Linked DNA regions of Homo sapiens: region 1 is linked to region 2. A link is an interaction called in ENCODE POLR2A ChIA-PET data of the cell type or tissue named here. Cell type or tissue: Panc1. All regions are shown on one strand. Each heading gives the region's core, and the rest is flanking DNA. Links, peaks and the distances in the headings are about the cores only.

Evidence for each region. Peaks named below come from ENCODE experiments on the same cell type or tissue, not always from the same donor. Only the 100,000 strongest peaks of a DNase experiment are listed, where the experiment ranks them.
Region 1: POLR2A ChIA-PET joins it to region 2 with 8 read pairs; 3 of 35 experiments call an interaction of 5 or more read pairs at or near these places.

What each region holds. Positions count from the first base shown.
Region 1 is chr7:23,684,551-23,690,016 of GRCh38, forward strand. It overlaps FAM221A (family with sequence similarity 221 member A), which reads left to right. Exons shown (of 7, transcript NM_199136.5): 2 at 1-122; 3 at 4,719-4,909. Among named protein-coding and RNA genes, the nearest start is that of FAM221A, 7.1 kb to the left of the region's middle. In Panc1, for the core only: no CTCF peak of the experiment used is centred there; no DNase peak of the experiment used is centred there; H3K27ac peaks cover 713 bases.
Region 2 is chr7:23,890,436-23,895,901 of GRCh38, forward strand. LOC124901835 (small nucleolar RNA U13) reads right to left here and starts at 4,699; the gene lies at 4,593-4,699. In Panc1, for the core only: no CTCF peak of the experiment used is centred there; no DNase peak of the experiment used is centred there.

The sequences.
Region 1 (5,466 bases), core at 619-4,618, 210 kb before region 2:
GAATACAAAAGAAAAGTTTTACCTCTGCGCTTACAAAACAGATTATTTGTGAGCTGGCGGTCACCAACAGGGATGGATTGTAAACTTGTGGGCCCAGAGACACTGTGTTTTTGTACACATAGGTAAGATACTTTATTGCAAAGTTTTTTGATAATTAGAAAATAAAAAGCTAAGCATATCTTACTTCTACAAATCGTAATGATTGAGAAACATTTAACAATTGTCCTTTATATAGTAGAGTAGAAATTATCAGCTGGGGATGGTGGCTCACATCTGTGTTATCCCAGAACTTTGGGAGGCCGAGGCCGGAGGACTGCTTGAGCCCAGGAGTTTAGTCTGCAGTGAGCTATGATTGTGCAACTGCATTCAAGCCTGGGTGACAGAGAGTGAAACCTTGTCTCTTAAAAAACAAAAATTGGCCGAGCTCAGTGGCTGACGCCTGTAATTCCAGCACTTTGGGAGGCCGAGGTGGGTGGATCACGAGGTCAGGAGTTTGAGACCAGTCTGGCCAACATAGTGAAACCCTGTCTCTACTAAAAATACAAAAAATTAGCCGGGCGTGGTGGCACACGCCTGTAATCCTAGCTACTTGGGAGGCTGAGGCAGGAGAATCGCTTGAACCTGGGAGGTGAGGTTGCAGTGAGCTGAGATCACGCCACTGCACACCAGCCTGAGTGGCAGTGTGAGACTCTGTCTCAAAACAAAGCAAAACAAAACAAAACAAAACAAAACAAAACAAAACAAAACAAAACAAAACCCCACAAAAATTATCTAAAGGTTTTTAAAGCTATAATTAAAAATTTTCCATCATATCTTATTAGTGCTCATCATGGAGTCTGTCACCTTAAGCAGTTCTCTTGCCATTGGTAAAAATGTTTGGTGGCCCTGTGGCTTTGCCAGGGGTCTTTCAGTTTGACTGGGGAGCAGTCTACCTACATCTCACATCATTGGAGAAAGTAGAGAATGGGTCATCAGATTGAGGAACTACTTTAAGCGTTGCTTGAATTGACCCACACTGATCATGCTGTCCATCTATAAGTATAAACATTTCTCCTCAAATTTACTAATTGCCTTTTATACCTTAAGGATCTGCTGTGTCGATACCTTTCTTTAAACAAACAAGCACACTGCTTTGCATTACAAATGGTCATGTTCCAAGAAAAGTGCCTAAAGGAAAGGAAATAAGTGAGGCTTCAGTTTTTGGCTTGAGTTGTCTGTATCTGAAGTTTGCGTTTTGCTGTGTGTATGCTCTACTTTAAATTTTGCTACCGTCTCACAGTTGTAAATAAAGTTCAGAATACCTAAGCTGCTTCACAGAAAAGTCTCTGAACCTGTTCCATGTTTTCAGGCAGCAACTTTAACTTTCGGTTCCAAGAGGAACCACCCTATTCTGATAGCAATTTCTGGGGCTCTTTCACAGAGACTCTTTGTATAGTTGCTATTTACAGAGTTGCAGTTTGCCAAAGTTTGTTAGGCAGTTGCTAGGATGAGTAATGTTGTATATAGATTGATTATAAATTTATTTAGCAACTCCAACTAAAAACACTGAGGAGGAATGGAGGATAAGGGATGTGTTGATATCTTTCAGAATTAAAGAGGGGTTTGGTAAGTTTGTGATAGTTTTATAATTTATTCTTACACAAATTTAGTGCCACTTTCTAATCTCTGTATAACTTATACAGCATGGACTTGAACGTCAGAATTGATCCAACTCAACTTTTTTTTTTTTTTGAGACAGGGTCTTACTCTGTCACTCAGGTTGGAGTGCAGTGGCACGATCTTGGCTCATTGCAGCCTCGACCTCCTGGGCTCAAGCGATCCTTCGACCTCAGCCTCCCAAGTAGCTGGGACCACAGGCGTCTGCCACCACATCCAGCTAATTTTTGTATTTTTTTGTAGAGAAGTGGTTTGGCTTTGTTACCCAGACTGGTCTGGAACTCCTGGGCTTAAGTTATCTGTCTACCTCGGGCTTTCCAAAGTACTCAGATTACACGTGTGCGCCACCATGCTCAGCTGACCCAACTCAACTTTGATGGAGAAGTTATTATATTTAGTACTGATCCACTCAGTGAGATTTCTTCCAAACTTTTTCACCCCACTATTAAAGTGGTATATGATTATCAAGGAAAATGGGGGATATATAGAAACATAGAATATATTCTATATACAATATATAGAAGCAGCTCACTACCCAAAGCCAGCTGCTAGTTTTTTTTTTTTACAATATCTGTATGACTTTTTCTTTTTTTTTTGAGACGGAGTTTCACTCTTGTTGCCCAGGCTGGAGTGCAGTGGCGCGACCTCAGCTCACTACAACCTCTGCCTCGTGGGTTCAAGCGATTCTCCTGCCTCAGCCTCCTGAGTAGCTGGGATTACAGGCATGCACCACCATGCCCTGCTAATTTTGTATTTTTAGCAGAGACGGGATTTCTCCATGTTGGTCAGGCTGGGCTCGAACTCCCAGCCTCAGGTGATCCACCTGCCTTGGCCTCCCACAGTGCTGGGATTACAGGCATGAGCCACTGTGCCATTTAACTGTTGTGAAGTATGTGTGTGCATAAAATACTGAGCCACTTTTTAATGACAGAATCATAGAAATATGTTTCCACATTGTTATGTGCTGATCAAAAACAAGATTTTTAATACCTGCCAGCTAGTCCAGCTAGTCCAGTGGTGTTTATCTGTGTTCTCCGGAGCTGTGAGGGAGCCTTGGGGGTGTGCCAGGTGGAAGGGCAGGTTAGAAGGGGAAACTCTATTCTGTTCTTCCTTTCGCTTTAACCAATTCTGCATTTGTTTTATGTATTCTGGTTCTATAAAAGATTTTATTTGACAAAAGGGTTTCACTGCTAAAATGTTTGAAAACTGTTGTCTAGTAATTTACTTACTGGTTCTCTTATGTCGTGTGGGTGTGTGTATAATGTAGCTGATGTAAGTACTATTGCTAATATTATTGGTATGCATAAAGCTTTTTCTATATATGGAATTATTTTCTTAGGGTATATTTTCCAAAAATGAAATTTCTGGTTCAAAGAATGGACCTTTTCAAGTTTCTTGAAACATTATTAAATAGAATTTGTTCTTTTGTAACACTCTTTTTTTTTTTTTTTTTTTTGAGACAGAGCCTCGCCTGTTGCCCAGGCTGGAGTACAGTGGTGCCATCTCAGCTCACTGCAACCTCTGCCTCCTGGGTTCAAGGGATTCTCCTGCCTCAGCCTCCCGAGTAGCTGGGACTACAGGCATACACCACCATGCTGGGCTAATTTTTGTATTTTTAGTAGAGATGGGGTTTTCATCATGTTGCCCAGGTTGGTCTTGAACTCCTGAGCTCAAGTGATCCACCTGCCTTGGCCTCCCAAAGTGCTGGGATTACAGGCATGTGCCACAGGCTCCTGGCCCTTTCGTAACACTCTTGATAGCATTGTGTATTACATATAGTTTTTAAAAACTTTGACTCTTTTTGCTAAGTTAAAATGGTATCTCATTTTAATTTGCATTTCTTTTTTTTTTCTTTTGAGACGGAGTCTTTCTCTGTTGCCCAGGCTGGAGTGCAGTGGCGTGATCTCGGCTCACTGCAAGCTCCGCCTCCCGGGTTCACACCATTCTCCTGCTTCAGCCTCCCAAGTAGCTGGGACTACAGGTGCCCACCACCACGCTCGGCTAATTTTTTGTATTTTTAGTAGAGACGGAGGGTTTCACCGTGTTAGCCAGGATGGTCTGGATCTCCTGACCTTGTGATCTGCCCGCCTCAGCCTCCCAAAGTGCTGGGATTACAGGTGTGAGCCACCGCAACCGGCCTTTAATTTGCATTTCTTTGATTAATATTGAGAATAATAAATTTAGTATTATTTTACTGAATATCACCTATGAGAAGAAAGTGAGTGATCTATTTAAGAAAATTACAATACTATAAGAAGGAGCTTTGGCTTTCAAAAATATTGATAATTTATTTTGAAGTCAAAAGTCATATTAAAATAAATTACATCAACACATGTTTATTGAATATATTTCTATTTTAAGTAGCAAACATGCAAATAAATTTAAGTAATGCACTGTGACAAAAATAACATTGGTAAAGAACTTTTTCTTTTCTTTTTTTTTTTTTTGAGATGGAGTTTCGCTCTTGTTGCCCAGGGTGGAGTGCAATGGTACGATCTGGGCTCACCGCAACCTCTGCCTCCTGGGTTCAAGCAGTTCTCCTGCCTCAGCCTCCTGAGTAGCTGGGGTTACAGGCATGTGCCACAACGGCCAGCTAATTTTTTATTTTTAGTAGAGACGGGGTTTCTCTATATTGGTCAGGCTGGTCTCGAACTCCCGACCTCAGGTGATCCGCCCGCCTCAGCCTCCCAAAGTGCTGGGATTACAGGCATGAGCCACTGCGCCCGGCCTGAACTTTTTCATACTCTTAGGCTGTGCTTCTCTATTAAGGAATCTGTAGAGGTAAGTGTTTTAAGGAAATTATATAATTATTCTTTGTATTGCTGTGAAACAGCTTCTTAAATAACTAAAAATAGAAATCTAAAAGAGTAAAGATTTCCTCTGACCAAAGCAACATAGGTGATACAAGTACTATATGTAGGAGAGTTTATTTTCACCTTACTATGAAGAATAATAAAGCAATAATAATTAAAAAATCATATCTGCCTTTAATATAATAGAAATTGTAATTTTTGATAATACCTGTATTGTGTTTATATTTCTCTCTCTTTCTCCTTTTTTAGGTATAAACAACATAAAACTGACTTGGAAGCGATTCCTCAGCAGTGCCCCATTGATCTGCCCTGCCAAGTGACTGGCTGCCAGTGCAGGGCTTACCTTTATGTCCCCTTGAATGGTAGCCAGCCCATTCGCTGCAGGTGCAAACACTTTGCTGATCAGCACAGTGCTGCGCCTGGCTTTACATGCAATACATGTGAGTTATATTATTATAAACACATAAACTCAGAATGTTTATATGTCTTCCTTGAATATTTAACGTGCTTTTTTACTGGTTGTAGAGTTAATATTCAGTTGTATTAGTTGTAGAGTTAATATTCAGTTATGGCGTTAATATTAAACAACTAAGTAGAATTCATTGGATAGATACTCTAAGATTTCATTTTTGTGGAAGAACTCAGAGTTAATGGTATGCTTGATAATCATAAACCCTCATCTCATATAGTTCAGATAATTTAAGTAATAGTAATGGATTTTAAAGAATTGCCAGATGTGATCTGATTCAAATTTTTGAATATGGGAGTTGAATCAACTAAATTCTATTCATAGATTTTAAAAAAGCATTTTATAAGTCAAAAAACTTTTATGGTTTGCTGATAGATTAACATAGCATGATCATTTTAATGCTTTGTATGCAGTAATACCCTTACCTTAATACCTGTACCCAAATTCCAACCTCTACCCCCTTTGCCCTTACACTGGATCATCCATTCAACTAGGTAGAGTGCTAGTCCATTAGTTTCCTTCAGGAGA
Region 2 (5,466 bases), core at 822-4,821:
ATACTATGCTTGAATATAAGCATCCATAAACTCTTCATCTCAAAACCCAAGAATATGGATGGCTTCTTTTTTCTTTTTATTTATTTTATTTAACTTTTAAGTTCAGGAGGACAAGTGCAGGTTTGTTACTATATAGGTAAACTTGTGTTATGGGTTTTTTTTTGGGGGTATGGATTATTTCAACACCCAGGTATTAAGCCTAGTATCCATTAGTTATTTTTCCTGATCCTCTCCTTCCCCCAACCTCCACTCTCTGAAAGATGCCAGTGTGTGTTGTTCCCCTCTATGTGTCCATGTGTTCTTATCATTTAGCTCCCACTTGTGAGAACATGTGGTATTTGGTTTTCTGTTCCTGTGTTAATTTGCTAAATATAATGGCCTCCAGCTTTATCCATGTCCCTGCAAAGGACACAATCTCATTCTTTCTTTTTTTGTGTGTGATGGAGTCTCACTCTGTTGCCCAAGCTGGAGTGCAGTGGCACGATCTCAGCTCACTGCAACCTCCACCTCCCTGCCTCAAGCAATTCCCCTGCCTCAGCCTCTCAAGTAGCTGGATTACGGGTGCATGCCACCACGCCTGGCTAAATTTTTGGATTTTTAGTAGAGATGGGGTTTCACCATGTTGGCTAGACTGGTCTCGAACTCCAGACCTCAGGCAATCTGCCCACCTCAGCCTCCCAAAGAGCTGGGATTACAGGTGTGAGCCACTGCACCTGGTAGATCTCATTCTTTTTTATGGCTGCAGGCTGTTTTTTTTCTGTACTCGGGCTCCACAGGGCCAACGGTGGGACTTGAGTATGTGAGAATTTTGGTATATATGAGGTTGGCAGGGGTAGAGGGGCTGGAACCAATCTTTTGTATATATAGAGGGATGCTAGTTTTGAATGAATCAATCAGTGGGAAGAATGGATCAAACATAGCTTTAGAGAGGAGGTGATTTTAGGCTGGTTTTATTCGTTGAAATAGACCTTTTTTTTTTTTTTTTTTTTTTAAAGAAGTAAAGATAGGGAGAGGTGTGATATGGAGCTTGAGCAGGAGTTTTCATCTGATGAAACCATGTCCTTTATTTGACATTGGTTTCATCTTACTACAGCCCAAGGTATCCAGTGCCAGTATAAGAAGCCACATACTTTTGATTGAAGTCCCAGGATTATAAAAATGGAACTGGGACCAGCTCTCTGCTCTCAAAATCAAAAGAAACCAATGATACCTTGACCAGGAAGAAGAGAGGAAAGCAATTTTTTTTTAAAAGACTCTATTTACATTCATTTAATATATTCTTTTACGTTTATTGACTCATTTAGTACAACTCTGAAGAATTGTTATTCCATTTTAGAGATGAGAAAACTGAGGTTCAGAAAGACTGAACAACTTCTCCAAAGTTGTATAGCTATTAAGGTGGAGCTGGGATTTGAGTCCAGTTGTTTCTGACTCCCTAGGCCAGCAGCCTCTGAAGTGCATGCATTTTCCACCCTGTGCCCGTACTGGCAGAGCTCGGTGCAATCCTTAGGCAGTCAGTTCAGTTCCAACTGTCTTACTATCTGCAATGTTTTCAGACTAAAACCTGGGCTTTTATGAGCTCAGTGGAAATACAAGAAATATTATATCCAAGTTTTTCTTAATTCACTGGAAATCCATTTGAGACGATGCTTCATGTGGTATGTTTGATGGTGTAACTCATCCCATTTCTGCCTAATAAAGGAGAGGAAGTTTGGAGAATGGTTAGTAGAAGGAAGGAGGGGAGAGGAGGGAGGAAGGCAGGAGAGAGAGAAAGGAGATAAAAGATATTTGTCAGGGAGTGGCTGGAAGGAAAATGAAGTTTTCCAGGAAGGGCACTACTGATTTTAACTGGGAAATGGCCAGGAGCTAAAGGCCAGTGATGAGCAACAATAGGCCTGCCAGGCTGAGGAGAGTTTAGTGTTGTATTTAAGCATAAAACCTATGCAAAGCTGATGCTGCCTATCAGGGTACTTTCAGCCTCATCTCATGAACCCCCGAGCACCAGGGCAGAACAGTTGGGAAGAGCTGGGCTGGAGCAGGGATTTCCTGGGTTGCTGTAGAAGTTCTAAGAGTGTTTTTTTGTTCTTAAAAAAAAATTATTTGTATTAAGTTAAAGGATACAAGTGCAGTTTTGTTACACGAATATATTGCACAGTCGTGAGGTCTGGGCATTCAGTGTATCCATCACCTGAATCAAATGTACATTTTACCTATGAAGTACTTTCTCATCCCTCACCTCCTCCCTACCTCCCACCCTTCCGGGTCTCCAATGTCTAGCCTGTTCTTTCCTCTATCAGATTCCCACACAGTCATCCAATAGCTGAGAAAATTAATTGCTTTGCACTAATAACTACTTTCAGTGTTTTCTATTTGTAGTATTTTATTTTATAAGGGCACATTTGACTCTGTTGTATTCTAGAAATCATCATTAATGGTAGAATTTCAGACCCCGTGATAGGCCTATTTGAATTAACACAGGTACAATTTTAAAACGATATCTCCTCTGTTGTGGGCCCTCCCTGTGCTCTTGGATAACCCCGTCTTGGGGAAACGCTGTGTTGTGGTGAGGTGTTTTTTCATACTACTGCTTTCCTGTAGTGCGTCTACTATGGGAAAGTGAGCTAGATGGAAGAGAAGCACACAGAAAATAAGAAGAGAAGACAATGGACTCTTCCTGAGAAACAGTCATTACTATGAGGAACATCACTTAGAGAGTAAGAAGAGAGACAGGCTGCATGTGAGACCCTCGGGCAGAGTGAGAGCGCGAAGATAGTCCCTATGGACTTCAGGTCACGGGCGGATCTGACAGCTTAGGCTCATTTTCTCAGGGTCATGACTGTTGAGAGGGATGGATTTCACCTTCTGTGTAAGAAGCATTCCTAGAAATATGAAAATGTTTGCTTGTAACTGCCACCGAGCAGGGACAGAAGCTGCCACATGTGGAGGGCTCTTGTCAGTGCCCTGAGCACTCTGCATTTGTGGCATGTCACTTTTCTCAACTGTGTAACAGGAGAACTGGATCAGGAGATCCAGTCTAACTCATTTTGACAGGCTCTCCAGGGTTTGGGTGGAAAACAGCCTTTGTGTTGCTGAGGTTACAGAAGCAAGGATTAATCATACCTCAGAGCTATGCATCTGTTTTGACCAGCAGGACTACTCCCTGATGCAGTGTGTGTGTGTGTGTGTGTGTATGTGTGTGTGTAACATTTTCTTTTTCTCTCAACTTTTTTCCTGGAATGTTGCTGATACTTTCTGATCTGATTTTCAGTCTGACTACTGGCTCCCTTTCCCTTTTGCACAGGTGCAAGTCTGAGGTTTTCTTCACCTGACAATTCTTTATCAGTAGATGGAATTTTAGAAATGGACCGGGAGATAGGCTATCCCTGCTGCACTTTTAGTTTCAGATCATCTTATCTGCATCTAGCCCCTGGCATTTGCTGCTTCCTGGAAACATAAAATTGTAAATTTGCTGGCTTTTTTTTTATTTTTTTGCCTTAAATAAAATTCTTTTCCTCTGTGATATCAGCTCCTGGGAAATGGCAACTATGACCACATCCACCAGCCCTTTGATATGGCAGCTATGGAAGAAAGAATGACGTGGCCTGTTTGGCTTACTAGTTTTTTCCTCCTCACGTAGGTCTATGGGAGCATTTAATGAACCCACATAGGTTTGAAAAGGACCTCACAGAAATAGAGTAGAAATCAAATAGGAGTTGAAAACGTCATATTAACTTCCCTGTGGGCAGGTCTTTAGCTTGAGATGGCTTCTTGAGCCACCTCAGTCAGAGCAGGAGGCATCTGGCAGAAAGCCCTGGCAGACCTTCCCTGAGAAATGTTCTCTGACAAAGTGGCAGTGGAAGTGCTGCCTCTGATCATCCTCAGGCACATAACAGAAGGCAGAGATTTCACAAGGGGAGGATGTTTTCATGTTTGGACCCCTGGATTGTTGACTTTTGTCATCCCCTTTTGGCCGGTCACACACCCTCGCTCTGAGGCAGCGTTAGTGTCACCCTGGGCCTGGTGGGTATAGGGGGGTGGGGCAGCATGTTACCAGCTTCGGCTTTGCATCCAAGCTTGGAGGAGCTGACAGGGCCACAGACACAAGTGAAAGCTCTTTCTCCACCTCATGGAAGGGCAGAACCGTGCTGCTGGGCACTCTTTTGAGCATGACTGTGTATTGTGAACTCAGAGTTTCACTCGCCCAGGGGTTGCTTGGTTGAGCCATTTACACTCAGGGTTTGAGGACCTTGCTTCTCTGACATTTCCCAGATGTGGTTTGTGGTCGGATGCCCCTGTGGCTTTAGATCAGCATTTTCTAGATACTGTTTCTGAGTCTTTTAAATTTCAAAGGACATCAAGATTGGGCCGTGTGAGCTTTTCCGCTAAGCTGCCTCACTCTATACTCACTTTATATCTCTGGCTTTTTTTTTTCCTCGTACTCTGCACTGCTCCCTCCCTACCCATCTCCTAATTTGGGTTTCTCTGTTATCTCCTTATGCATGGCACTGCTTCTTTCAGTAGAAATAAATAAATAATGCACAACTTCCAATTTATAAATAATACATTCTCAAACTAAGATAAATTTTTTTTCACTTCAGACATAATTTGCCAACATGGAGTCATAACAAGATTCGAGGGAGGCACTTCTCACACATGAGCGTGAAAACCCAATCATCACGCTCTTGAACCACAAAAGGATGGAGATGAAATTTTTTTGAAACATGTAAAAGTAGAAAGAAAAAATTTAAAAAATCCATTCTAATATAAAAAATGACCCTCTCCTTCCTGAATCTTTTTATTAGATGTTGACTAGATGCTGGCATTTCATTTATAAAAGTAAGCATGTCAAATGCCTACAGGCAAGGGCAGCTTTATAACCAAGGGAAACAGTGGGTGCAATGGAAAGAGTGGAGACTGATCTGGGTCTGAAACCCAGCACAGCCACATCCTGGCCATGACTTTGGGCAAGTAATTTATCCTCTGTCGGCCTCAATGAGTAAAGTAGGAGTAGAAAATATGTTTCTTGGGAGTATTAAATGTTAGACTAAAAGCTATGCAAGGTGAGCCTTTCACAGGGAAGATGTTCAACAAATACTTGTGCAATGATAATATAATTTAAAAGTTAGAAAAATAGGCTGTGAGGGAAGTGTAGGCAATGGGAGCACTTAGGACTGGAGTGAGGGAGGGCTGTGAGGAAGAATCAGCTTGGCAGACGAATTTCTAGGGCACATCTGATTCCACCCAGGAGGCTCACTTTGCTGCTGCAAAAACCCCGGAAGTGTGGAGCCCCCAATGCTGATTCATCTGAGAAATCGTCCCTGACTATCCTGCCCTTGTAGAGCAGGGAATTTTTTTTCCCCTCTCTGCTCCTGCAGCACTTTGTGGCTTTTTAATGAATTTATCACATTATAAAATCTTTTAAAAATTGATAGCTGGATTCCTTACATGCCTGTGAATTTCTCTAGG